Regions from separate parts of the Homo sapiens genome. Here region 1 is linked to region 2. A link is a loop called in an ENCODE intact Hi-C map of the cell type or tissue named here. Cell type or tissue: endothelial cell of umbilical vein. All regions are shown on one strand. Links, peaks and the distances in the headings refer to the core of each region. The heading gives the core; the rest is flanking DNA.

What was found. Peaks named below come from ENCODE experiments on the same cell type or tissue, not always from the same donor. Only the 100,000 strongest peaks of a DNase experiment are listed, where the experiment ranks them.
Region 1: it touches region 2 in a loop (3-fold over the local background); 3 of 110 quality-filtered maps call a loop at or near these places.

What each region holds. Positions count from the first base shown.
Region 1 is chr16:1,403,468-1,414,970 of GRCh38, forward strand. UNKL (unk like zinc finger) reads right to left here and starts at 11,237. Exons shown (of 15, transcript NM_001372107.1): 1 at 11,148-11,237; 2 at 10,379-10,588. The coding sequence starts at 11,224. UNKL-AS1 (UNKL antisense RNA 1) reads left to right here and starts at 4,927. Exons shown (of 2, transcript NR_188570.1): 1 at 4,927-5,425; 2 at 8,462-8,784. RefSeq lists silencers at 4,705-4,882, 4,761-4,810, 4,861-4,930, 5,201-5,350, 10,232-10,381 and 2 more and enhancers at 10,138-10,712, 10,713-11,287, 11,288-11,503. In endothelial cell of umbilical vein, for the core only: no CTCF peak of the experiment used is centred there; a DNase peak (open chromatin) is centred at 4,784; H3K4me3 peaks cover 468 bases.
Region 2 is chr16:1,536,020-1,547,522 of GRCh38, forward strand. All of the region lies in intron 19 of IFT140 (intraflagellar transport 140), which reads right to left. It overlaps TMEM204 (transmembrane protein 204), which reads left to right. Exons shown (of 3, transcript NM_024600.6): 2 at 5,902-6,057. Among named protein-coding and RNA genes, the nearest start is that of TMEM204, 8.1 kb to the left of the region's middle. RefSeq lists an enhancer at 6,402-7,104. In endothelial cell of umbilical vein, for the core only: a CTCF peak has its summit at 7,230; DNase peaks (open chromatin) are centred at 7,382 and 7,702; H3K27ac peaks cover 2,883 bases.

The DNA of each region.
Region 1 (11,503 bases), core at 2,154-7,153, 130 kb before region 2:
CTGTTCTAATCAGAAGGACGGACACACTGGACGCAGCACCTGTCCCCAAATGTGGAACCGCCCAGGTACACAGACCACCGCAAACCCCCAGTCAACCAGTCAAACACAGTAAGAAACACAGACCATCGCAAACCCCCAGTCAGCCAAACACAGCAGGAAACACAATGCTGAATTTCCACAAAGCTCATCCTTCCTAATGTTCCAAATAAACCTTTAAACCTGTGTGGGAATGAGAGTTCATGCCCTGCACGCAGGCTGCGTCACCTTCCTTACCCGTCGCAGTCACAAAGTGGGGGCCCCTCCTGCCCAGCGTCCTGCTGCTTTCAGGGACCCCAGGAGGGAGGTAGGGGAGGGAACAAGCACAGGGCCCTGGACGCGGCTTGGGGGACACGAGGGGGATGGGCAGAAGAGGCGGCAGATGGCGTGGTGGGGAACACAGGTGAGGTAGCATCACCATCCCATGGGCCACCTGCAGGCCCAGAGCCATGCTCCTGGGGAGTCACAGGCAGCTCCTGAAGCACGATGGGGTGCAGTGGAGAGGGGAAGCAGCTGCCAAGGCTCAAGTCATAGGCAGGCAGCAGCGACGGAGACAAGGAGACGACACAAACCGCTCTGGCATTCCTGGGCGCCTCCAGGTAGGTCACTCCAGAAGGAGGCAAAGGGACGCACAGAGGACCCTGAGTCATCAATGGTGTCGAGCCCTGGCTGGTCACAGAATCACCCTGAGTGGCCCAAGGGCCAAGGCAGAGGATGACATGGGCCGTCACTGCAGGCCCCCAAATGTAAGGACTGAAACCTTCACCTCCAGCTCCAACTGGGGAGCTCCGTGAGGGCCCCGCCCACCTCACTGTGCACAGGGCTGCAGCCTGGGCACTAGGAGCTCCAGCCAGGGATGGCTGGGGACCAAGAGCGATTCAGCAACACCAGGTCTAGCCCCATCCTCTAAGGTCAGGAAACAGAGACACAGAGTTCAGAGAGGCCGACCCAGGCTCCGCTGGGCACCTGTGATGTGCCAGACACTGAAAGCTGAGGGTCGACAGAGGCAGAAGAAGGGGTGCCTGGCTGGCTCTCAGGGTCCCCAGGAGCCAGCCAAGCAAAAGTCAAATTACAACGCTACCTTGGTACCCAGCGATCCTGCTCCTAAGTACACATCCAAAAAACCTGGAGGCAGGGTCTTCAGGAGACACCTGCACACCCATGTTCACAGCAGCGTCATTCGCAAGAGCCAAGAGGCAGAAACCACCCAAGTGGGCGCCAATGGAGTCAATAAGGAAAGCGCGGGCTTCCATCCACACAACATGGTTAATGCGGGCTTCCATCCACGTGACGGGGTACACGCAGGCTTCCGTCCACAAGACAGGGTAAACGTGGGCTTCTATCCACACAATGGGGTAAACGCGGGCTTCCAGCCACACAGTGGGGTATTTTTCAGACTTAGAAGGAAGGACTGGCACACTGGCTGACATCTGTAATCCCAGCACTTTGGGGGGCAGAGACAGGAGGATTGCTTGAGGCTAGGGGTTCAAGACTAGCCTGGGCAACATGGTGAGTCCCCATCTCTACAACAAATTTAAAAATTAGCCCGGCGTGGTGGTGGACACCTGTGGTCCCAGCTACTTGGGAGGCTGAGGAGGGAGGATCGCTTAAAGCCCAAAAGGCCAAGGCTGCAGTGAGTCGTGATTGTGCCACCACACTTCAGCATGGGCAACAGAGCAAGACCCTGTCTCAAAAAAAAAAAAAAAAAAAAAAAAAAAAAGGAGGCGAGGAAGGAAGGGAGGGAGGGAGAGGAAAGAAAGACAGGGAGGGAGGGAGGGAGAAAGGAAGGAAGGCAGGCAGCCAGCCAGGCAGCTGGGTACAGTGGCTCACGCCTGTGATCCCAGAACTTTGGAAGGCCAAGGCGGGTGGATCACGAGCTCAAGAGTTCAAGACCAGCCTGGCTGGTCTACTAAAAATACAAAATTTAGCCGGGCATGATAGCAGGCGCTTATAATCCCAGCTACTCGGGAGGCTGAGGCAGGGAATTACTTGAACCCGGGAGGCGGGGGTTGCAGTGAACCGAGATCGCGCCACTGTACTCCAGGCTGGGTGACAAGGGCAAAACTCCATCTCAAAAAAAAAAAAGAAACTGGAAAAAGTTTTAAGAAAATGCCTTACTCTTACGGACACCTAGGAGGTGAGAGGGAATACCTAAGAGAAAGCACAGAGCCATTGCTCACGGATGCCCAAGGAGGGGACGCACGAGCCCCCGGGGGTCGGGTGACAAACACGGTTCTCAAACTCATCCGAGACAATCAGTGAGCAGAGCCACGTGATTACACCCAGCACATGGGCACCGCTCTGCCTCACGCTCCAATGCCCTGGACCCACCGAGACCAGAGGATAGGAGGCAGCCAGATCCTGGAGTGCAAGAAGCTGCCCTTCCCTCAGGAAGCTCTCACCTGAACCCAAGGAGGGTCCACCAGACCCCCTTAACACATTCTCGAGACTGCGAGCCACATGCATCAAAATCACCTAGGAGGCCCGTGGCCCATGTGGTCCCCCCAGCTGGTGTGGACGAGGCCCGTGGATCTGCACTGCCGGCTGGTTCCCAGGGAACGTGCGAGAACCACCGGGCTTAGGAGACAGGCAGTGTACACGACTCCCTTCCAGCTTAAGGACGCAGGCATAGGTGGGGGGCCCAGAGCACAGCACTGAAACAGCTGGGGGTGATGGGAGGAACAGGCGTACTCCCATGCCGGGCTATATTGCTAATTTTTTTTTTTTTTGAGACAGAGTCTCACTGTTGCCCAGGCCGGAGTGCAGTGGCACAATCTCAGCTCACTGCAACCTCTGCCTCCTGCGTTTAAGCGATTCTCCTGCCTCAGCCTCCCGAGTAACTGGGATTACAGGCACCTGCCACCATGCCTGGCTAATTTTTGTATATTTAGTAGAGACAGGGTTTCACCATGTTGACCAGGCTGGTCTTGAACTCCTGACATCAGGTGATCCGCCTGCCTTGGCATCCCAAAGTGCTGGGATTACAGGCGTGAGCCACCGCGCCCGGCCTAATTTTTTTGTAGAGACAGAATCTTGCTGTTTCCCAGGCTGGTCCCAAACTCCTGGGCTCAAGCGATCCACTTGCCTAGGCCTCCTGAAGTATTTGGACTGCAGGTATGAGCCACTGCACCCGGATGCCTCTGAGTTTTAAAGACTGCTCGCACGTCCCAGGCCGGCCGTGGGCTTTCCTCTTGCTCCCAAAGCCCAAGCTCATCATGAGATCAGTTTAAACAGCAAATTCTACACACCCTGAAGTGAGTGGAACTTTCACCTACGCCTTAGGTCCTAAGGCATTCAACATTTTAAAATTAAATATTGCAAGAGGATCTTTTAATAGAAAGATCAGACTCCTGGCCGGGCACAGTGGCTCACGCCTGTCATTCCAGAACTTTGGGAGGCTGAGGCAGGTGGACCACCTGAGGTCAGGAGTTAAGAGATCAGCCTGGCCAACATGGTGAAACCCCATCTCTACTAAAAATACACACATACACAAAAATTAGTTGGGCATGGTGGCGCACGCCTGTAATCCCAGCTACTCGGGAGGTTGAGGCAGGAGAATCACTTGAACCCGGGAGGTGGATGCTGCAGTGAGCCGAGATCGTGTCACTGCACTCCAGCCTGGGTGACAGAGGGAGACTCGATCTCAAAAAAAAGAAAGAAAGAAAAAAAAAAGATCAGACTCCAGACCCGCCAGATACAAGCAGCAACAGTTAATCTTAGAAATGGATACTTGGAAAAGTTTCTCCTCCCACCAGTTACTCACAGAATGCACAGTGGAGACCCAGCTAGGCACACCCCGGACCCATCCAGACAGGAGTTCTGCACCTGCCGGACGACAGAGGCCTGGGGAGGCGCACAGGGCAAGCGGGAAGTGTCAGGTCTGTCAGGTGACACCGCCAAACAGAGCTCTGGAAAGAAGACAGAGGCCGGGCGCAGTGGCTCATTCCTGTAATCCCAGCACTTTGGGAGGAGAGGTGGGTGGATTACTTGAGCCCAGGAGTTCGAAACCAGCAAGACCCCACCCCTACAAAAAATACAAAAATTCAGCTGGGCGTGGTGGTGTGCGCCTATGGTCCCAGCTACTTTGGAGGCTGAGGTGGGAGGATCACTTGAGCTCAGGAGGTTGAGGTTGCACTGAGCCAAGATCACACCACTGCACTCCAGCCTGGGCGACAGAGTGAGGCCCTGTCAAAAAAAAAAAAAAAAGGACAAACCTGTGTCTGTGTGTCAATCTGGAAAAGTGGCACCACAGGAATGGGGCAAGCCTGTTTTTTCTGAGAACGAGACCCAGGGTGGCTGCAGGGCCACAGTGCAGGAGCGCTCTTCTGGACAGGGGTGGGCTGGCAGATGGCCACTCGTTCTGTGGCTACACAGCTGCAGGCCACGTGTATTTTTTTTTCCCAATGAAAATGGGCCTAGAGGCTGGGCATGGTGCCTCAGGCCTGTAATCTCAGGACTCTGGGAAGCCTAGGCATATGGATCGCTTGGGTACTCCGGAGGCTGAGGCACGAGGATCAGCTGAGTCCAGGAGGCAGAGGTTGCAGTGAGCCAAGATCGAGCCACGGCACTCCAGCCTGGGAGACAGAGCCAGACCCTGGCTCAAAAGAAAAACAAAAAAAAGATGGACCCTGGAGAGGCCCGGGGTCCCGCGGGGCGCCTTTTCTATTTCTTTACCGCAATCTGTTTAAAGAGAAAAGCAAGCGCCTGCCCCTCAGCTACACCCCCGGGGCCTCAAGGCCACGCCCACATGGGAGCTGCCCCCCCCCCCAACGACCAGGACGGTTCCCACGGGGGCGGGGCTTCACACGTGACCCGGGACAGCCAATCGCGGGCGCGCAGCGGAGGGGCGTGTCGCGCGGAACAAAAGGCCTTTCCCGAGCGGGGCGGGGCGGGGCCGAGATCACGCTGATGCCCACAGGACCGGCACGGCGTGGGGTGCAACAAGGGGCAGCCACCCACCTAGGAAAGGGTGCACAGTGGGGGCACCCACGGGGGCAGGCACCGGAGGGGGTGCCCACAGAGGATAGAGGACGCCGAGAAGTGACCTGGGGAGCCATAGGATGAGGAAGAGAGAAGAGATGACAGCAGGGGCTGTAGGAGGTCACCCTCCACGGAGGGAGGGGTGACGGCAGAGGCGTCCGCAGGAGCTGGTACCGGTGGGGCTGCCCCCAGGGGGGGCTGACAGAGGCAGCAACTGAGCAGGCAGGGGTGGAGCGAGGTGCCAGCCTGCCGTGGAAAGGAGACGCCAGCAGCGGGGGGCCCTCCTGGGGTCCCAGTCCTGCTCTGCCCCACAGCTCAGCCCCAGCACCTCCAGCCACAACCAAGAGCAACGCCTGATACGGGCTAAGGGTCTCTGCTCTCTGATACACATTCATGTGTAAAATAACAGGTTGGTAGTATCAACACCCAAAATAGAAATTTCTTTTTTTTTTTTTTTGAGTCTTGCTCTGTCGCCAAGGCTGGAGTGCAGTGGCGCGATCTCGGCTCACTGCAACCTCCGCCTCCCACGTTCACGCCATTCTCCTGCCTCAGCCTCCCAAGTAGCTGGGACTACAGGTGCCCGCCACCATGCCCAGCTAATTTTTCTGTATTTTTAGTAGAGACGGGGTTTCACCATGTAGGATGGTCTCGATCTCCCGACCTCGTGATCTGCCCGCCTCGGCCTCCCAAAGTGCTGGGATTACAGGCGTGAGCCACCGCGCCCAGCCAAAATAGAAATTTTAAAAACCAATGAACTAAAGAAAAGGAAGGCCCTGTCCTTATTCTGAACGTTCCTTTATTTACAAATTCCGAGGCAACCCTTAATGAGAACCAGAACGGGTACTTCAATAGGACAAACTGGCTATTCCCTTTGTTCAGCGATGAGAAAGTCCCACTCCCGTGGAATGAAGGATAATTATGGAGGAGAGATCTCAGGGGAGGCAGCCTGTCAGACACTTCCTAAAGGGCCGGTCGAAGCAAGTCATTCACACGCTACAAACAAAATCTTAAATAAAATAAGGAAATTTCCTTACTATGTGTGCATATACCCAGGTATCCAAAACAAAACACCAAACAGGCATCTTAGCCCCACTTACCACCCTCAATTATAAACTGTAAGCCATTCAGACAGCAGGCTAATATTTTTGTAATGATGTTATGGAACTGCTACTTGAGCACAGCTTGAAGTGACCACCTAGAGGCAGGCGCTTACTACAGCACTGTCCATCCCTGTAAGAACTGGATACCACCCTGTGCCTAGCAGTGAGGCTGAGTCCACACCAAGACACCCAGACTCCGCAACAAAAACTTATGAGGCCGGGCGCGGTGGCTCATGTCTGTAATCCCAGCACTTTTGGAGGCCAAGGCTAGCGGATCACCTGAGGTCAGGAGTTCAAGACCAGCCTGGCCAACATGGTGAAACCCATCTCTACTAAAAACACAAAAATTAGCCAGGCATGGTGGCACACGCCTGTAATCCCAGCTACTCAGGAGGCTGAGGTACAATAATTGCTTGAACCCAGGAGGCAGAGGATACAGGAGCCCAGATCGCACCACTTCACTCCAGTCTGGTAGATAAAGCGAGAGCGAGACTCCATCTCCAAAAAAAGAAACAGTTATGAAAAGATGCTTTCTCGCCGGGTGCAGGGCTGCACACCTGTAATCCCAGCACTTTGGGAGGCTAAGGTGGGAGGACTGCTTAAGTCCGGGAGGTCGAGGCTGCAGTGGGCTGTAATGGCACCACTGCACTCCAGCCTGGGTGACAAAGCAAGACCCTGTCTCAGAAAAAAAAAAAAAAGAGAGAAAAAGATGCTTTATCTTTATGCATTAAAAGCATCACCTGGCCAGGCACGGTGGCCCATGCCTGTAATCCCAGCACTTTGGGAGGCCGAGGCGGGTGGATCACCTGAGGTCAGGAGTTCGAGACCAGCCTGACCAACATGGAGAAACCCCATCTCTACTAAAAATACAAAATTAACCGGGCGTGGTGGCACATGCCTGTAATCCCAGCTACTTGGGAGGCTGAGGCAGGAGAATCGCTTGAACCCGGGAGGTAGAGGTTGCGGTGAGCCGAGATCACGCCACTGCACTCCAGCCTGGGTGACATAGAGTGCTGCCAATCAGTGCCCTGTATTCAACACTGGAGTGGGGTCAGACAGGCTGGGTGCTCGTCTTCACACTTCCAGGACCCCCACACCAGAGTTAAGCAGCAGTGGCCCTACTTGCAACTCAGGATCCCAGGTCTGGGCAGATAAGGGGCTTGACCAAGGGAAATCAGGGGCTGAGCCCAGACATCAACTAGACAAATACCTGCCTTTGAAAGCCCCATTTGCGGAAAACAGTGGCTTAAAAACCAATTCAATTATGCACTTTCAGAACCGCCTTGAAGTACATCACCATCCTAACCAAAATGGGCTGACTACATTATTTCAAGTTTAGGCATCAACCTGCCTTAACAACACTATGGCCGGGTGTGGTGGTTTGCACCTATAATCCCTGCACGTTGGAGAGGCCAAGGTGGGAAGATCGCTTGAGGCCGGGTAACACAGCGAGACTCCATCTCTACAAAAAAATTAAAAATGAGCCGAGGTGTGTGGTGGCTCACACCTGTAATCCTAGCACTCTGGGAGGCTGCGGTGGGAGGATCTCTTGGGTCCAGGAGTTTGAGACTGAGACCAGCCTGGACAATGTAGCAAAACCCCTTCTCTACTAAAAATACAAAAACAATTAGCCAGGCGTGGTGTAGAGAGTCTATAGCTCCAGAGGCTGAAGTGGGAGAATCACTTGAGCCCAGGAGGTAGAGGCTGCAATGAGCTGAGATCGTACCACTGCACTCCAGCCTGGGCAACCAGAGTGAGACTCGGTCTCAAAAACAAAATAATAAATAAAATAAAATAAATTAGCCAGGAGTGATAGAGCACTCCTGTGGTCCCAGCTGCTCAGGAGGCTGAGGCAGGAAGATGGTTTGAGCCCTGGAGGTTCAAGTTGCAGTGAGCCGTGTTCATGCCCCTGCACTCCAGCCCAGGGCACAGAGCAAGACCCTGTCTCAAAAAACAAAAACAGCCGGGCGCGGTGGCTCATGCCTGTAATCCCAGCACTTTGGGACGCCGAGGCGGGCAGATCACGAGGTCAGAAGTTCAAGACCAGCCTGACCAACATGTAGAAATCCCGTCTCTACTAAAAATACAAAAATTAGCTGGGCGTGGTGGCACGCGCCTGTAATCCCAGCTACTCGGGAGGCTGAGGCAGGAGAATCGCTTGAACCTGGGAGGCGGAGGTTGCAGTGAGCTGAGATGGCGCCACTGCACTCCAGCCTGGGTGACAGAGACTTCGTCTCAAAACAAAAACAAAACAAACACTATTTAACTAATGTACAATTAAAAACATTTCAGTATTTAAAGTTTCTAGCGTCCTTAAAAAAAATTTTTTTTAATTTATCGCCTAGGCTAAGCACTGTTGAAAAAATAAAGGAAAACAGACTTCACAAGGATCTCCGTGCTGAAAGCAGCCTTCAACAGGAAGGTCCCTGGAGAATCAGCTCCTTCCAAAAGATCAGGGGATGAAGACTTCAAGACCGCAACTGCTGCTGTCTCACCCCTAGGCAGGAATGGACCACCCTCCGCCCTCCACCCTCCGCCAGCAGCCCACAGGAAGCAAGTAGAACCTGATACCACCTCCCGCCAGTCTGTGAATATATAATCTGACTTGTATTTTCCCTGTTTTCCCATTTTGCATACTTCAGAATAAAGACATCTGTTCATAACACTATTAGGAACCTTGTAAAAAAAGAAAAAAATCAACCAAAACAAAACCTTGATTTCTTAACTTTAAAAGTGCTACATAGGGGCCAGGCGTGGTGGCTCACGCCTGTAATCCCAGCACTTTGGGAGGCCAAGGAGGGAGAATCACCTGAGGTCAGGAGTTCGAGACCAGCCTCGCCAACATGGCGAAACCTCAACTCTATTAAAAATACAAAAACTTAGCTAGGCGTGGTGGCGGGTGCCTGTAATCCCAGCTATTCAGGAGGCTGAGGCAGGTCACTTAAACCTGCACAAGGCAGAGGTTGCCGTGAGCCAAGATCAAGTCACTGCACTCCAACCTGGGTGACAGAGCGAGACTCAGTCTCGATGCTACATAAATGAGCCTGCACATAAAAACTTTACTGTCTTAAAATTAAAATAAATACGTAAACATCAAGAGACGAAACATCCCAGATATATTCTACAGCGTGAATATTCTAACAAGCTCTCTGTGTGGAAAGCAACCGACCACTACAAAACGCTTCAAAACCTGGCCGGGCGCAGTGGATCATGCCTGGAATCCCAGTACTTTGGGAGGCCAAGGAGGGAGGATCGCTGTGCCCAGGAGGTTGAGACCAGACCAGGCTACAGCAAGAACCCTGTCTCTATAGAAACACAAAACAAGGCACTTGGCCAGAGGTTGGTTCTCATGCAGGAACTGTGTCAAATCAGAGTGGGAAACAGCTAGGCACAGTGGCTCACACCTGGAATCCCAGCACTTTGGGAGGCTGAAGCAGGAGGATTGCTTGAGCCCAGAAGTTCAAGACCAGCCTGGGCAATGTAGTGAGACCCCATCCCTACAAAAACTATGCAAAATTAGCTGGCATGGCATGAGCCTGTAGTCCCAGCTACTTGGGAGGCTGAGAAGGGAAGATCACTTGAGCCTAGGAGTTGGTGGCTGCAGTGAGCCGTATCCTATCATTGCACTCCAGCCCCAGCGACAGAGCAAGACCCTGTCTCAAAAAAAAAAAAAAAAAAAAAAAAAAAAAAAAAAAAAAAGTGGGGCCGGGTACGGTGGCTCATGCCTGTCATCCCAGCACTTTGGGAGGCCGAGGTGGGTGGATCACCTGAGGTTGGGAGTTCGAGACAAGCCTAACCAACATGGAGAAACCCTGTCTCTACTAAAAATAAAAAATTAGCTGGGCATGGTGGCACATGCCTGTAATCCCAGCTACTCCGGAGGCTGAGGCAGGAGAATCACTTGAACCTGGGAGGTAGAGGCTGCAGTGAGCCGAGATCATGCCATTGCACTCCAGCCAGAGCAACAAGAGTGAAACTCCGTCTCAAAAAACAAACAAAAAAAAGTGGGAGGTGAAGCAAAATTGGTTTGAGTCACACAAGGGTTACCCCTAAAACACACATAATCCCTCGGGAACTGGCCTGAGAATAGGAAATGCCGCCCCAGCATCCCTGGTCACTAGAAAATTTCAGCGTATAATTACGACTCCCTCTGCAGGGGCCAGGTATGGACACTAAGGCGTCCGCTGAGGGTCCCGGCCGCATCCCCGGGTGGAGGCCCCCCACCTCCGCCCAGGCAGCGGCGCCCCCTCGCGGCCGCTTACTCGTCGCCGTCGGGGCACACGCCGGTGGCTTCGTTGTACTTGGAGCAGTACACGTCGGGGCTGTAGTTGAAGGTGCCGTCGCGCCTGCGGAGGGGCCTGCGGCGCCGCTGGTTGAGGAAGTGCCAGTGGAAGCAGGTGAACGGCCGGTGCTGCGCGCACTTGTGCTGTGAAAACAGGGGGCACTGCTCCGTCCTGAACTCCTTCAGGTACCTACAAACACAGACAGCGCCGCGGCTCGCTTCCGGCAGCACCTCCAGGGACTCGGACTCGTGGGCGGCGGGACCCACCGGCCTCAGGAGCCTCAACCCAGGGTCGACCCGTACTCACATTCCCGGCGGGCCCCAGGCGCTGCGCCCACCCCCATCCCGACTCCAGACGCGACCCTCACCCGACCTCGTAGCCCAGGCGCTGACCCTGGTCCCCAAGCCCAAGCGCCACCCCGGACCCTGGGCGACCCGCTGTGACCTCACGGTCGGCAGCCGGAGCAGAGGGTCCCGGTCCCCGAGCCCAGGCGCAACCCCCAACCCCGGGGCGTTCCTCCCTCCCCAGAGGCGCGTGGACCCCGGAACCAGGTGCCATCCCAGACCATGGGCGCCGCGCTCCGACCTCAGGCGGAGGCCGCCGAGAGCAGAGGGTCGTGGCCCCCCCAGCCCAGGCGCTGCGCGGAGGCCGGGGGGCGCGGGGGCGGCGGAGGCGGCGCGAGCCCCGGCGGGAGGCTCCGAGCTGCACCGGGCGCGGGCGGGGGGCCGCAGGCCGGACGGGCGCTGACCTGTAGTGGGTCGGCTTCTCAGTCTGCGGGGGGGACCCGCTCAGCGCCGCTGCCGCCGCTTTCGAAACCGACGGCATTTTCAGTCAAAACAATGCAGCGCGCATGCGCCGCGCCGGCGCCCCCGCCCCCGGATATCCCCGCGCGCCCCCGCGGCCACGCCCCCCGCGGCCCCGCCCCCAGCCCGCAGACCCCGGCCCCGCCCCAGCCCCGCGCCCCCCGCAGCCCCGCCCCCGGCCCGCAGACCCCGCCCCAGCCCCGCGCCCCGCCCTGCCCTGCCCTGCCCTGCCCTGCCCTGCCCTGCCCTGCCCTGCCCTGCAGCCCCCGGCCCGGGACGCTGGTCCTGCCCGGGGCCGCGC
Region 2 (11,503 bases), core at 4,269-9,268:
TTTAGGCCCCTGGAGGTGGGGCCGGGCGCTCATGTGCTTTGGGACCATCACTGGCGTCCAGCCCACAGAGCACCCCCGGGGGAGGGAGTTCCCAGCCGGCCCTTGGCCGCAGCTCTGCACCTCCAGGCCTCCTAACTGCTGCCACCAACACCCACAGGTGGCCCAGGCAGCCCAATCTCAGGGCAGCTGGAAGCCTTGGCGCCCCTCCCTGTTGCTACCTCTTGCGTTCCTCCAGTCACAGGGCCGCGTGTAGCCTCTGGCACGACCTATGCATCCGTCCCAGGCGCCCGGCTGTCCACTTGCTTAGGCCTGCTCACCTCAGGCCAGCAGGACACACGAGGCCCCTCACAGAGCCCCCTGGACTGCCTCCTGCTCACCTGCCTGCGTCCACTGCTCCTCCCTGAGCCCTGGTCAGCCCCTTGGACAATATTTACAACATCCTCCTGCAACTTGTATGGCATCTGCAGGTGGCTGACCCTCAGTGAACCTGAGCAGCGAAGGTTTGTCCACACAAGGGAAGCGTCACGGAAGCTCCTTGTAAACGGGACTCAGCTCAGGAAAAGGAACAGGCTCAACGGGTAACTTTTCTTTAATTTTAAAATTTATTTTAAGACAGAGTCTTGCTCTGTCACCCAGGCTGGAGTGCAGCCACCACATCCCCCAAGGCCCCAACACGGGGACGCGCCCAGAGTCTCCCTTGGCCGTGCTGGTGTCTTCCTCCTGCCTCTCTCGCCTTCTCCTTCACCGACGTCCATCTGCACTGGTGCCCACCTCTCCAAGCCCACGTGCTGCTCTCCCACGGGGTGGCCCCTCTGTCCACAGCAACATTCGCTGCCCCCACTCACGTGCACCCATGTCCCCAATCGGGTGAGGGGCTGCTACCTGCCACCACTGCACATCAAGCTAGCCTATGAACCTTTCTGCAAAATCCTGCCGTGTGACCTAGGCAGGCCTGGGAGTCAGCCCTGGCTGGGGGCAGCAGCTCTAGCCTGGCCACCCCACTGAGTCCAGCCAGCTCCTAGCGTCTTCCTTCCTGCCTTGGCCAGTGTTCCTTGTAAAATCACCCAGCACGTATGATGGGCTGCGACCGTCTGTGCTGTGAGGCTGGGTGCTGGTTTGCTCACAATTCCATCCCGAGAACCAGTCTAGGGTCGGGGTGGGGCAAGCCAGGGAAGACAACGTCACACCGCGTGCCTCCTCACGCAGGCCAGGGAAGACAACGCCACACCGCGTGCCTCCTCACGCACACCAGGCCACCCTCGGGGTTTCCGGATGTCGCTGAGGCCCGCGTGGATGTCTCCGGACGGCTCTGTGCCCTGAGGCCCTGCCCCATGGGGCACATGGAGTCAAAATCATCCAGCGCTCGTCACTCGCAAACATCACCAGGAGCCTGCCTGAGGGACAGGGGACGCGCCCCGGACATCCTGAACTCTGGTCAGGGCAAAGAGGGCTGGACCCAGGGCAGAGGAGCCCGGTCTCGACTTCATCCAGGTTCAGGCCCTCCCGTGCCCCTGCCAGGGGTGTCCTGTGGCCTGTGGTGAGTGGGACTTTCATTACGGATCAGGGGTGCTCTTTCCCTGTGAGGAGCTCGGGGGACCAGGGAGGCCTGAGGTCCACCTCACATGCCATGTCCAGAGGGGGTCTCAATTTCTCCTCCTCACTTCGTCTCGTTTTGGATATTTACGTCATCTCTCTGTATTTCGTGCGTTCTGTCAGGCATCTGAAACAAGGTGGCTTGGGAACAGATGACCGTGTGATTGAATCTCGAGGCAGGCGAGCCAGAGCCTGGCGCTAGCTGAGGGGGAGCCCCACCCCTCTCTCCGGTGGCTCCACGTGGCTCCGTCACCACGCATGCCCCGCCACACATCAAACGGGCACGTAAGACCCTGCCTGAATACAGGTGGAGGACAGAGCTCCCGGGCTTCACCCCCTGCTCGGCCAGGACCCAGCTGAACCACGTTCTCACCGACACCTTTAAAAGTCAGCTGCTACCACGCACAGCCACGCAGAGCCACGCAGAGCCACGCACACAGGCAGCACCCCAGGAACCCGTATAACACCCAAGCAGTGAACGCCAGCTCCAAACAGCTTTCTTGGGGCAGGCGGGAGCGTGGCTCAGACAGGAAGGCTCGGGCAGGAGTGCCTCCTTCCTGGCAGGGCGGTGGGTCTGTGGGTGCCCTTGTGGTGAGCCATGCACCCTGGGGACTTGGAGGCTGCAGAGTGGCTTGTGGGGCACGGCTGCTGCACAGAGCCCCTGCCATGGTGTGTGGCACAGGGCTGTGTGCCTGGAGCTGCGAGGAAGGAAGGCTGAGAGGCCAGGGCTGAGGGCGAGAGGACAGGTCAGGGGTGCGTCTGCTTATTCCCAGCTCCCAGGAACCTTGGTCACTCACCCTCACCACAACTACACGTGCAGCTGTGCCTGGTGCTCAAGCCCACCTCGGTCATGCCATTCTGGGCTATGCTCCTCCCAGGGCAGCTCTGCATCCCTCCTCCCCCTTCATTCTGGTCTTTCCTCCCCTCCAGGGCAGAGCGCAGAGCCCTGGGCAGGGAATCTGAGCTGCTCCTCTCTCGAACATGACCTTCTGCGTGATGTTTTAATGCCTCCCTCATTTTGCAATGTTTAGAGAAGCAGAGGCTTCTGAATGGAAGTCATTGCCAAGACAGTTAAGAGCAAAGATGGCACAGCACCGTGCCACAGATCCTGCTGGAAGGGGCCTCCAGAGCTCACACACGTCCCTAATGTGTGGACAGGACGCCCTCAAAATGCAGGCCTCACTCCGGTCCCTGCAGGCTGTACGTGGTCACTGCTTGGGGCTGGCTGTGGAGTCCGTTGGAGCAGTCAGGAAGGTCCTGCCAGTCAGCCAGGGCAGTGTCTGCCTCAACCCTGGCTCCTGCTGGTCCCATCTGCACAGGCCCTAGGGCAGGTGAGAAACCCAGGGCAAAAGCGCCCCCTACCTCAGGCCTCACCAAGCTGCACGGTGCCACGCGGCCCCCCACCTCAGGCCTCAGCAAGCTGCACAGTGCCAGATGGCCCCACGCCTCAGGCCTCAGCAAGCTGCACAGTGCCAGATGGCCCCCCACCTCAGGCCTCAGCAAGCTGCAGAGTGCCAGACGGCCCCACGCCTCAGGCCTCACCAAGCTGCACAGTGCCACGCCGCCCCACGCCTTGGGCCTCACCAAGCCACACGGTGCCAACGCCGACCCAAGCCTCAGGACTCACCAAGCCACACGGTGCCAAGCCACCCCACACCTTGGGCCTCACCAAGCCGCACAGTGCCAGTGACGTCCCATGCCTTGGGCCTCAGCAAGCCACATGGTGCAAATGCCGCCCCACGCCTTAGGCCTCAGCAAGTTGCACGGTGCCAGGCTGAGGTCAAGCACATCTCTGCTGTCCTCTGGCATTTCCAGTGCCCTGGGCTCTGCCCCTTCCTCCAAGCACTCTGGCCCCACGGCCACCTATGCCCATGCTGAGCCAGGTCCTCACCTGCTGCCAGGCTTTCCCGCTGTCCGTACGGGAACCCCTTGGCCACCAGGCTGGCTCTCAGCCCCCGCGTCTTCTGTTCCTTCTTTAGAGAGAACCTCGCGGGAGCGCTATGGTTTCTAACTCTGCAGTTACTTTGGAGATGAAGGAACGTGAGCTCTCAGTTACGTGGCAGTGACGCTCACTGGGGTGTCTGTTTTGCTGCGAGAAAAATGAGCGAGGGGCAGCTGCTGCCGCTTCCCATGGCCCTGTCAGTGGTGCCTGCCTGTCTGCGGGCAGGCAGCGTGCTCCGCTCTCCCCCTTGCCAGCGGAAGGCTCATGGTGCCATGTGCTGGCTGCTCAGACTCCTCAGCAGCCCGGGGACCCCGTGCCCCAGGGTCCTTCATGCCTCCACTCTCTGCGCACTGCCCTCACACCCTGGAGGTCTCAGGGCTGGGGGCGCCACCCAGGCCGGAGCGGGCACAGTGGAAAAGCCTGGCATCCAGGAAGGAGAGCTCCCTCCGCCCCGAGTGACAGGAGGGGACGCTGTGGAGGGAAGCAGCTTGAAATACAGTGGGTAGGACGGCGGGGGGACCCTCAGTGGCGAGGAGCAGTGTGCCTCCAGGGATGCTGGGACGCCGAAAGCCTAGACTGAGACGATCCCACACACCACCTCAGCCTGGGGCCGGGGCAGATGTGAGCGCTGGAGCAGCACCCAGCCCAAGGGCCAGGTGGGAAGCAGATGCCTCGGCTCCAGAGCTTTGAGGTTATTCTGTGAATCCAGATTGCATTTCAATAAATGTTGAGGTTGAACCGTGTGGAATTGCTAATACTGGCAATAGTGGTTCCAACGGATACTTCTAACCACGTAAACACTCACGAAGTAAAGCAGCCCGCATCCCCCACCACCCCTGAGCCTTGATGCCAGCGTGCCTGCCCCGTGCACGCGTGAACCTCGACAGCTTCCCCTGCTGGGCTGGCTTCCCACAGGCGTGCTCTGAGGAGGCAGCTTGAGGATCTCCCCATCCCCTCTCGGCCTCCACCCAGGACACACAGCAGTCACCCTAGAGGCCAGCACCTTCAGGGCTCTTGGGACATTCTGCTGCTCCCTGGATTCTGGTGTCTGTGATGAATGCGGGCACAGGGACCTGCTCCTGAGCCTGGATTCTGGTGTCTGTGATGGATGCGGGCGCGGGGACCCGCTCCTGAGTGGTGAGGCTGCTTCCCTCTTAGATTCCTGCATCAGTTACCTGAAGAGTGCCCTGAAATTTCAAGGCAAGTCATTTAAAAAGGTGCAACTGTTTATAACGACTTAGTTTTGGGAATCGAATTTCCCAAATATTGTTCAATAGAAAACAAGGCATGGCGATGACAGGCTAGGGACTCTGTGGGGCTGTTGCTTCACATGCAGTCCCTGACTCCAGGCTGAGTGTCTGTCAGCACACACATTGTCTGCTCTGCAGCGTGCAGGGGCCTGGGAACACACTGCTTCACCACCACCTCATTTGGGCCCCTGTGTAAGGTTTTATTTGCGGGAGAACATTTCTCTGCTACAGAAACGTGACGAGCCCTGGTCCCTGAGGGCAACAAACGCACCTCCCTCTGAAGTTCACTCACAGAAGGCTCCATCTGCCCCTGACCACGCATCCATGTGCCCTGCCCACCTGGCTCCTGCAACCAGGTGTAGGTGGGGGACAGAGAAGGCTGGGCACAGGCCTGCTGTGAGTGGGGAAGCAGGCCCTGACTTAAGCCACTGAGTGAAAGATTTGTGGCAGATGGGGTGACGGGGCCCCAGGAGGTGAGGGGGGCAGGTGGGGGGCACTGGTTCAGACCCATGTCTGACCCCTGCTCAGCCCCTTGCTGGTTATGAGGGGCCCAGATGAGCTGCTTCTCCTCGGTCCCAAGTCCCTCAGCTGCTGGGAGGAGGGAACACCACCATGAGCCGCTTGGGGGTCGGGCAGCTGAGCACGCAGGACAGCACGCCTGAGGAGCTGGCCCCCCGCGGAGTCTCCGGTCAGGCAGCGCCCTCGTCTTGGATGCTGTGAATTCAGTGACAGGGAAGCCGGTGTTGCTGGTGGGCTTCCCCTTCCCACCTCCACCCCCACGCCAGCGCCTTCAAGGGTCAAGTCAGGCAGAGAGGAACAGCTGTCTCAGGAAGACAGAAATAGCAGAGTAGGGCCCGTCCCTGCAGGGATACGACCACTGCAGCCAGGCCCGGCGGCTGGGATGAACCCTTCCCATCAGGAAGACATGGGACCCAGGGCTTGCAGGCAGGTGAGGGGGAGGGCGTGATGCTTCCCGAAGCCACTGCCCAATGGAGGCACAGCCTGTGCCGACCGCCCTTTCCGAGGCAAACAGAGACCACGAAAGTGGCGTGACGGCTGGCGTGGCCTCTGGAGCCCACCTGCACTCACCACTGCCTCTCTGCTCTTGGCCCACAGTGCAGTTCGACATGATGCGCGCCTGCAACCTGGTGGCCACGGCCGCGCTCACCGCAGGCCAGCTCACCTTCCTCCTGGGGCTGGTGGGCCTGCCCCTGCTGTCACCCGACGCCCCGTGCTGGGAGGAGGCCATGGCCGCTGCATTCCAACTGGCGAGTAAGTACCTGGGCGGGTGTGGCCACCGCGCCCTTGCCCCCTGTGGCCTTCTGGTGCCACAGGAGGGTCCTGAGGCCTTGGGTGGCCTGGGGGGAAGCTGCAGGCCATACCTCTCAACATGGCCACAGGCCACTGAGAAGCCCCATGGGGCATCCTCCCTCCCTCTTGCTGTAGGCAAGAATGATGAAAGACAGAAACACACCCAGGCCAAGGAGCAGGGAGGCTGCGACCACCTGGCGTGTCTGTCACACCCTTTTCCACTTTAAAGGCTGAGGCACTTTGCTTTCCTGAGTCTGTGGGGTCTGATTGCTGACTGGCCCTTGTGCAGTCCACATGGGGCAGCCTGGGTCCTGCCCCTTCCTCAATGCTGAGGCAGCTGGTGGGGAGCAGCCCCTGGGCAGAGGCAGAAGAGCCCATGCCTGGCCCTGACCTTCCCAGCTAAGAGGCCTAGAACAGGTCAGGCCTAGGAAGGCCAAGGCATGTGCTCTGTTATAAACGCAGCTTCCTAGGACCTGCCTGGGGTCAGCCTGGGGTCAGCGCAGGCCCTTTCCGTGAGCGGGACAAGACAGAGTGAGAACACGCTAGCACGTTCCACACTGCCTGAGCCGACAGTGAGGTGCCTGCACGAGCACATGCTGTGTGCCTGGCTCGGACACTGATGCAGACGGCAGGACCATCACGAGGCCCTGGCTTCCCCAAGCCGCCATGTGAGTTGGGGAGGAGGCCCGGCCTTGCAGGCGAGGGGCCATTGGTGCTCAGAGCCTCCTCTCAACGCTCTAGACCCAGCAACCTGGGACAGGTCTTGAGAAGACCTGGCGTCATAGAGGGTGACAGTGATGGAGTTGTCGTCAACGACCTATGGAAGGGTCCTGCGGTGTTCTAGACAAGTGCTTGAGCCACAGCAGTGTCCAGCCATGACCCCCAGCGACCCCAGGGGGCTCTGCTGGTCTTCTGTGGCTGACTGAGAGGTTTGAAGACTGTGGGCATCTGGGGCAGGCTCAGGTCTCCTGCTGCTCACTGGGACAGGTCAGCCCGGTGCCCGCAGAGACAGGGACACAGAGAAAGCGAGCATGTCGGCCCATGGCTGAGCATGACCAGCACGGAGCTGCCCGCACCCTCCTTCTCCTCCTCGAGGCCGGTGCAGCGTTCTGCAGGTTGCCCTGCAGTTCCCACAGAGGAAGTGGCAGGAAGTCCAGAGTGAATCATTCTAGGAATAATGATCCTGGGCCCTTATCTTTCTTAAGAAATACAATTTCCAGAAGGAGGCTGACAGACTGTGGGGGCAGGTATTCCTGTGCTGGAAAGTGCCCTGAGCGAGTCAGGCCGGGCTCTCTGAGCGCTATTAATAGCATGGCGTGGCCCTGGGCAAGTCACTTCCCCTGGCGGGTAGGGGCGGGAAGGGAGGGGCCTCGAGGCTTCAGTGGAAGAGCACAGGGCGTGGAGCCTGGAACTGGAGCTGTGTCTTGGCTCCATCACCATCGACGTGGGGTCAGGCAGATGACTAAACTAACGTGAGCCTCTGCATGCCCAACTTCGAAAAGGGTAATTTCTGCCCCCACCCAACTGACTGTAAGAACGAATGAGACAGGGATGTGGGACCTAGGACTGACTCCGCCTCCTCCCCTCCTGCATGACTGCAGGGAAAACATGAGACTCTCAACGAGGTACCCAGGCTAGGAAAGCTCCCACGGGGCCCTCTGCTGACCCGAGGGCCATAAAACAGAGAAGTGGTTTTCCTGTCTCACTGAAATGGCCAATCTCTACCGCGTGCAGGAATCGGAAATGCCGTGGCTTAAAGAAGGAAATGGAAGATTTTGAAAATGTAATTGGAAATGCTGGGTCAGAATAAAGATATTTTAGCGGCATAGAGAAAGCAAAAGCAATAGTTTTTGATTCTGAAAATAACTCCTTCTGTAAGATAACCCAATGGATCACTACATTTCTTTTTTTTTTTTTTTTGAGATGGAGTCTTGCTCTGTCACCCATGCTGGAGTGCAGTGGCGCAATCTCGGCTCACTGCAACCTCTGCCTCCTGGGTTCAAGCGATTCTCCTGCCTCAGCCTCCCGTGTAGGTGGGATTGCAGGCACCTGCCACCACGCCCCACTAATTTTTTTTTTTTTTTTTGAGACGAAGTCTCACTCTGTCACCCAGGCTGGAGTGCCGTGGCACAATCTCGGCTCACTGCAAGCTCCACCTCCCGGGTTCACGCCATTCTCCTGCCTCAGCCTCCTGAGCAGCTGGGACTACAGGCGCCCGCCACCATGCCCGGCTAATTTTTTTTGTATTTTTAGTAGAGATGGGGTTTCACTATGTTCGCCAGGATGGTCTCGATCTCCTGACCTCGTGATCCGCCCACCTTGGCCTCCCAAAGTGCTAGGATTATAGGCGTGAGCCACCGCGCCTGGCCACGCCCCACTAATTTTTGTGTTTTTAGTAGAGACGGGGTTTCACCATGTTGGTCCAGCTGGTCTCGAACTCCTGATCTCAGGTGATCCACCCACCTCAGCCTCCCAAAGTGCTGGAATTACAAACGTGTGCTACTGCGCCCAGCTGGATCACTGCATTTCTTTTTCTTTTTTTTCTTTTTTTGAGATGGAGTCTCGCCCTGTGGCCCAGGCTGGAGTGCAGTGGCGCGATCTCGGCTCACTGCAAGCTCCGCCTCCCGGGTTCACGCCATTCTCCTGCCTCAGCCTCCCGAGTAGCTGGGACTACAGGCACCCGCCACCACGCCTGGCTAATTTTTTGTATTTTTAGTAGAGACGGGGTTTCACCGTGTTAGCCAGGATGGTCTCGATCTCCTGACCTTGTGATCCGCCCGCCTCGGCCTCCCAAAGTGCTGGGATTACAAGCGTGAGCCACGGCACCCGGCCCAGATCACTGCATTTCTTAATAAATCTCCTTGAAACTCTTGTTTAGAATTATTAGGACTACTGTGGATTTGGCATGTCGAAAATGACAGCTTACTTCCTGCAAAATCTTATTTCAGGACAAGATAGTGTTTCTAAATGTATTTTAAAAAATCACACATGGGGGCGAGCACCCTGATGGACTAAACCGAGCTGTCTTACAGCATTCCCGGGGGACAGGGCTGGAGGCCTTCGGAGGCCTGTCCTGGTCAGGAGGGATGGTGGCGGGGGCGGGACTGTGCTCCAACACGACCTCTGACAAGGTTGGACCAGGCTCTGTTCAACAACCGCCAGAACGGCAGGCACCAGGGCGAGGGCCAGCAGCACCAAGAGGGCCCCTGGTGTCTCGGTGGCTTTTCTTGCCCCCACAGGCCACCTCTCCCCCTCAGTGTCCAACCATCACCCCTAACGGGTCTGTTTTGCCCAAAAAGGAAATGCATTTTGGCCCTGTTTAGACTTGTTTCATTGACAAACAGGACAGAAAGTAGCTATGTGCCTTTCTTCTATCATGTTGCTAATTTTAGAGTCGGGTTTTTTTTCCTGTACTCGCGTCTGTTTTAAACAGTCAGGGAGAGACTGAAGGGCGCCAGGATGTCCTGTCACAGGACAAGGAAACGCCTGCTATTACCTGTTATGCAAGTGAACCTCGATCCCAGGGCTCGGCAGAGGTGGGGTGGGCAGTGGGGAGAGAAGATGCTCATGAAAGGAGGAAAAGTACATGGAATTATGGGGAGGCTGGAATACCCTGGAAAGCCAGAGTGCAGCACACTGAAAGGAAGGCTCCTTGTCAGCTCCAAAGAGAGGCGATGGGGCCTGTGCTTTTGCTCTCGCTCCATGAATGTTTCTGGGCTCAGTGCCATGCTCAGCACGACGTCTGGGTCTGCAAAGGGACCACCCTCCTCGCCCCTCAAGGCTCCCTCTTCCCTGCTCTGACACCCAGAGAGAGCAGCTGAAATGTGCGGGGACCCCACTGTCCTGGCTTGGCTGCCGCTGCCCTTGGCATTCTATTCAGAGCTTGCATTCTGCTCACTCCACAGACCCCTAGCTTCTCCCCTCTCCTCCTCGTGGCCTCTTTTCTCTGCACTGCACCTCTGTTCTTTCACAGTCTGTGGTCTTGTTGATTTGTGCAGATAGGCACGGGCAGAGAGGGAAAGGAGTATTGAAGGGGGTCAGGGCAAGTTGCCAATGGAAGGTAAAAGGTCATTACAGCCTCTGATGGCTGCAGCCACAGCATGACCCTGGCACCTGACGCCTGAGTGGCACAAGGCTGAGGGCGACTTCTGCAGGCAGCCTAGGCCGGGAGGCTCCCTGGCACTCTCCGGTGCCTGAGGATGCTCCGAGCCCTCAGGTGTTTCCCAGCTGGATCGCTGGCTGGTTCTGCAGGAGCCCAGAGCAGGTGGCCTGGGTTCTGCTCCTGGCTCTGCCCCTGGTCAGCTGTGAGTGCCTGGACGAGCCCCCCTTCCCCTGGTGTGATCTGTGCAGTGGAGAGTGACCACTCCAGCGCACAGATGTGCCCTCGTCAGCAATGCTCGCAGCTGTTATTCCAGCGTCTCTCTGAAGCCCTGCTGGGTAACATGCATGCTGAGAAGCTTCAGGCCCGAGGCGCATCCCACGTGCTCCCTGGTGCAGCACCTGTGCTCCCCACCTAGGCCTGTCTCCCTCGGGGGCGCAAACTGTCCTCTTGGCAAGAACACTGCCAGGATCCGTTCATGGAGCAGGGCCCTCCCGCCCGCAGCTCTGGCTTTCACACAGGGCCCGGGCCTCAGGGTCTGCTGTCCTGAGCCCGGCCTGAAGAGAACACTTTTCGGTGGTTTGATCCAGCAGCCCTGCAGAGCTCTGTACTTGGGTTGAGTCATATCTTCAATGGGCAACTCCTCAGCTGTTGCTGGAGCCCCAGGGCAGCTGTGCTGTCTTACTTGGGCTAGCATGAGGAGGTCGTGGCCATGCAATGGGGTCAAGCCAGTGAAGTCCCCGCCGTCCCCCAGTCGGTGCTCACATGACACTCTCTGCATCCGTGTGGGGACCTGTGGCATCTTTGCTATAAGTATGCTGGGCTTAGCTGGGTTTCCCCTTGTTTTGGTGCCAGAGAGGTGGGCATGATGCCGAAGGCTTCTCGCCTGCTTCTTCCTTGAAACAGTCCCTCTTTCCCACTCCCCATTACCTTGTAATTTGTATAAATGACTTCCAATCCTTTTTGGAAAATGGTGGCATATAACCCAAAATTCCCTGGACATGACATCGGGGCACCAGAAGGACACTAGAAAGGGCACCATGGATGGCACTGGTCCGTCCCGATGCCCCGTGACACACTGAGAAGCTGACTTGTAGAAGTCCGCTCTTCGTGTTTTATTCTGAACTGCCTTCAAAATGGCATTTAGGTTTTCCTGGAGACGCTGACTTTATCAGTCCTTAAATGGCCAGCAGGGTTGATACTCACTGACATGGAATCTTGCTCGCTGGTGAGAAAGTCTGCTGTTCTCTTAGACTTGGGAATCGTCTCGTGGAAATATACACTTTTTTGTTATTTACAATAACCCGG